Regions from separate parts of the Homo sapiens genome. Here region 1 is linked to region 2. A link is a loop called in an ENCODE intact Hi-C map of the cell type or tissue named here. Cell type or tissue: PC-3. All regions are shown on one strand. Region 1 overlaps IL1RAPL2 (interleukin 1 receptor accessory protein like 2). Region 2 overlaps IL1RAPL2 (interleukin 1 receptor accessory protein like 2).

Region 1 (2,500 bases), 260 kb before region 2:
AAATTGTAGATCTTATTAATTTTTTCTATTTGTTTTGTATCAGGTCAACATTTGATTAGATTCATTATAGATATTAGTCCAGCTTATTCCGGTTCCTTGAGAATTTGCCACCGAGTGTCTTATCAGTCCCTCATTATCCTTCTTAGTCTGCATTGAGAATGTGTTAGAACAAGTGCTTAGCAACTCAAAATTCATCTAGCCTGGGAGACTTGGAAGAAACATTTTAGCTTTGGCCTCATGCTGTGGGAGCCATGTTGTTTCTCTGTCAGGTTGAGGCTGTGCCGCACTTACGGAAATTAGCCCAAAAAAATTGTTTTCTCTCTCCTTTTCTGTACCAGAATGAGACTCCAGGGTATAAGCAAAATTGATGTTGCTTGAAGAAATTTCAAAGGTTCCCAACTCCCAGAGCTCAAGTAGCCACGGAAATAAGCACTGGCCAAAAAATGTACTTAGACTTGATGGTAATTGGGAACCATTTGAGGGAAGGGAACTAAACATGTACTACGTGATGTTACTTCGTAGAATAAGAAAGGCTTGTGTTGAATTGGTATTTTAAAGAATAATGGGGAAAAATTGGGCTTCTTTGTGTGGGTTTGTAAGGTGGTGTGAGGGCAGCGTGTTGGCAATACCTAGGCAGGATTGAAGGTGATAATATAAATTGAATATATTTCTGGTAAAGGATTTTTGAAAATAAAATAAACTAATGTTTTCTTAGATTCACTCCTACTTTATTTTCTTAAAGAAATAGTAACCCTTCCTATTGGTATGTCAGGAAAAGATAATTTGTTCTTAAAATTTTACTAGAAAGAAAAGTATATCATGTTCCCAAGTTGACTTGTATGCAAAATCAAGGTTATACTTTCCAAAATTAATGCACCTTGTTCCTCTGACCCCTTAGGCATAATTAGGGGTTTTGTGCTCTTACAAATGGACTTAGCAAATGTGGCACTGACATAATCATGGAATTCATGGTATTTTTCCCTTGTGATTATAACAATTTGGACCCCATCAAGAAACTCCTTATTCAGCCTTTCGTTTGTTCATAAGCTGACTTCTTTTGACTTAAGAGAAGTCAGCTTATATTAGTGCTAAGCCCAAAAGAACCTTCTGCAATCACACTGCGGGGGACCACTTTCTATGCCCTCTGCTCACATTTGTGTTCCAAATCATCAGTGTTCACTGGCCCAATTAGGCCCTCTCTAGCAACATTAGCCCTCAGAGCTTTGCTTGCCAATGTCAACATACATTCTCAGTTCCAGAATTCCACTGTCTTACCTCAAGTGTCACTTGAGCAGCCCAGGCTTTCTTATTATAGTGTTTATTTCTGTCACTGATTCATCATTTTTTATTTGTCTGACTCAAATCCAGGTAGTTTTGCTCAATCGATGGCAGGCTGTTAAACAGCATGTGTGTTTAGGGCAGCAATTCATTCATCCATTTTGACATGCACACCTGACATCTTCATTAATGCCCAGCACAAATTTCTCAGATTCCAGATCTGCTTGGTATCTCCATATTCCTTCTGCATCCACCTCTTTGCCACAAAAGACACTTCATGTAAATGTCACTTTTTTCAAGTTTTTCACATGTTCCACAGTGGAACCATATGCTTATAGAAATGATGCCCTTTTAGGTCTGTATCCAAACATAGCTTGTCAATGACTGCTCACAAATTCTAAGTCAGCTTATAAGCTTTTACACTTTTTCTGAAATGTTTTCTTTAGGGCTTGTAAACTTCTTCCCATGTTATTGCTTACTTGTTGTACCCCTGTGTTCTTTTTCGACATTAACTCCAACCACCTTACCACCTTTTTATTGCCCTTTCAATTCATCACATTCAGCTGAACTGCTGCCTCAGGCAAGTGCTTCCTCTCTATGTCTGTTTATTGAGTTTGGGGCAATCTCTGTAACAGAAATTCTGCTACAATGGTCTTTCTTCTATCCTATGACCATTTGCTAAGCTCTTGAAACATCAGTCATGTTCAGTTCTTAGAAAACCTACATTGAAGAAAAAATAGTACTGATAATTTTATGGAATTAATTTAATATTTATAGTCAGATAGTATGAGTTGCTTACCTGAAGATGTGCAGGGAACCTCTGGAGAGCCATACTGACAAGTAAGTTGTGGCTTAGTCTGTATGACTTGAGAGCTATTGGTTTTTCTTGTTCACATAGTTGTCACCATTATTGCAATATTATAAACATTTCCTGAGTGCTCACTATGTGATAGGCACTGTGTCAAGAACTTTACATGAAGTAACTATTCAATACTCACAGTAGCCCTTCAAAGTAGGTTGTATTATTATCTCTGTTTTACAGACGAGGAAGCAGAGAAAATCAGGAGGGTAAATGACTTATTTAGGGACATACAACAAATAAGTGTTAGAATAGGCATTTGAATTTAGGCAGTATAACCTCAGAGTTCACAAAACTCTTACCCTTCGTATTATACTGTCTTCTTATAATGATAGATAACATTTATTGAGAACTTACGATGAG
Region 2 (2,500 bases):
GACCTCTGCTGGTGTGCAGTGGTGCGATCTCTGCTCACTGCAACCTCTGCCTCCCGGTCCCAAGCGACTCGTGCCTCACCCTCCAGAGTAGCTGGGATTACAGGCATGCCCCGCTAATTTTTGTATTCTTAGTAGAGATGGAGTTTCACTGTGTTGGCCAGACTCGTCTCGTACTCCTGGCCTCAAGTGACCTGCCTGTCTCTGCCTCCCAAATTGCTGAGATCACAGGTGTGAGCCACCGCACAGGCTCACACACAACTATATTCTTAAATATAATGGTAGGATGGGATAATCATTCCTAGATACTTAATTTTAAATAAATTGTTATGGGTCAGATAAAGTTTTCCAAGGTCTAGATCTGACCTTTGGAGGTTACGTCAAGAACATGAATTATTAATAATTAATTACTCTGTAAACACTGTGTATAATTCATAGATAAATAATTAGCATACATTACCTTACGGCTATTCTTCCCACAATGGTTATTATTTGGGAATATGATGTCCCTCACCTGGAAATGTCTACTCCTGGAGAGGCATGAACTCTGTGGAATACATATGACAATTTGGATAGCACCAAGCAAATTTTAATCTTTTACTAGCTCATGGGCTGGGATGAAGAAGAGTATAGGAGGCAGGATATAGAACACATAATGACTAAGATTATAAGTTCTGTGTCTAACTTATTTGGGTTAGAGTCTGAATTCTGCCACTACAACTTGAGTGACCTTGAGCAAGTCACTTAAACTCTCTGAGCTTTCTTTTTTTCTTATCAGTAAAGTGGAAATAACAAGAGTCCCTCCCTCCCAAAGTTGACATGAGAATGAAAGGAGAAAAATTTGTGCAAAACACCTAGCACAGTTCTTGGATGTTCTATTCTAAGGGCTCAATGAAACTCATAGCTGCTGCTGCTGTTACACTTTTCTGTGCTGGGTCATTCACTGGGTGGGGGGATGGGGGTGTAGCCTGGTTCCCCAGTTTGAGCAAGATCGCAGCTGTATTCTCAACTTTTGGCTTCTGTCACCTACAATGGTGCATCCCCATAGGTGTGCTGTGATTCTTCTCAAGCAACCAGCAGTTGGTCAATGATAAATCCTTAGTTTTAAAGCTTATGTGGGGAAAACATGTAAAACAAAAACTTGGACAGCTCGCCCTCTAGTGGTAATTTTATGAATTGCCCCCCAACAATTGCCCTTTTAGCTCACAGGAAAACTGATAGTAAAAATGAATGGGATTAAGTTTACATAGTTGAAACACCTGGTTTAACAAATGAATTTGTTAATCACAAACACATAATAAGCTAGTATAGGGTACACATGCTTGCATATTTTCTCAAGTGCTGATTAGCCATTATACCTAACAAGGGATTTCCAATTTGGGGAAAAAAAAATCCAGAATCAGCAATTCTATACATAGTTATATATCCTGTCCCCCAATAAATAATTGTACATAGTCATTAGAGTCTAGTTTTATTGCACTCAATGTTCTTTTTTTCTAAAATAATGTTATAATTGTTGATAATAACAACTTATCCTCTTACAGGTATGTATAAACTTTTCACAGGGTTTTGTTTTTACAACAGATAGATGCGGCAGGATTTGCCTTCCTGGTTGTACTGAAGAGGAAGTAGGAGGCTTATCTATAAAGAGGCCAAATGAGTTTGCTTGGGACACCCAGGGCACTTTGCAGGGGACTGCACTAATTTTTACTCCTAGGAATCTCCTCCTGGCAAAATAAATTGCATAGATGCTGGCATGTTCCTTTCTAGTCTTTAGATGCTCCTTCTTTGGAATCTTTATGTCAAACTCCCTAAACATACATTGGTTGTACAGATCAGAATGAAAATGATTAAAATAGAGATACGAGTTTTATACAAGTGGCTTTCTTCACTCCATTATAATTGTTTTGGAGAACTCAGATATTAAAGCATTTTGTTTGTTTGTTTGTTTGTTTTGAGACGGAGTCTCACTGTGATGCCCAGGCTGGAGTGCAATGGCACGATCTCAGCTTGCTGCAACCTCCGCCTCCCAGGTTCAAGTGATTCTCTGTCTTGGCCTCCCAAGTAGCTGGGACTACAGGCATGCGCCAACATGCCTGGCTAATTTTTGTATTTTTAGTAGAGACAGGATTTCACCATATTGGCCAGGCTGGTCTTGAACTCATGACCTCAGGTGATCTGCCCACCTCAGCCTCCCAGAATGCTGGGATTACAGCTGTGAGCCACTGCACCCGGCCGATATTAAAGCATTGGTACCCACAAGACTAAACCAAGAGTAATAACTTTTTGAGCCTTATAGAAATCTAAGTCAAGGGAGTAGTGATGAGAATCTTAAAAACCTGCAATTGTTCTTTTAAATACTGAAATTGCTATTCATAAGACTTGAGTGAACAGAGAAAGGATAATATAGGAATAGGAGGTGTTTTCAAATCCAGGGACAAGAATATTTATAATCATACTCACTGATTGTGAAACAAAGGGCAGACATACATTCACTTATACT

Evidence for each region. Peaks named below come from ENCODE experiments on the same cell type or tissue, not always from the same donor. Only the 100,000 strongest peaks of a DNase experiment are listed, where the experiment ranks them.
Region 1: a loop joins it to region 2, with 6 times the contacts of the local background. A loop is called at or near these places in 9 of 110 quality-filtered maps.

What each region holds. Positions count from the first base shown.
Region 1 is chrX:104,928,238-104,930,737 of GRCh38, forward strand. All of the region lies in intron 2 of IL1RAPL2 (interleukin 1 receptor accessory protein like 2), which reads left to right. Among named protein-coding and RNA genes, the nearest start is that of TEX13A, 290 kb to the right of the region's middle. In PC-3, no CTCF peak of the experiment used is centred here; a DNase peak (open chromatin) is centred at 1,324.
Region 2 is chrX:105,189,281-105,191,780 of GRCh38, forward strand. The region is part of intron 2 of IL1RAPL2 (interleukin 1 receptor accessory protein like 2); the gene reads left to right. Among named protein-coding and RNA genes, the nearest start is that of TEX13A, 30 kb to the right of the region's middle. In PC-3, a CTCF peak has its summit at 1,166 (motif pointing left); a DNase peak (open chromatin) is centred at 1,141.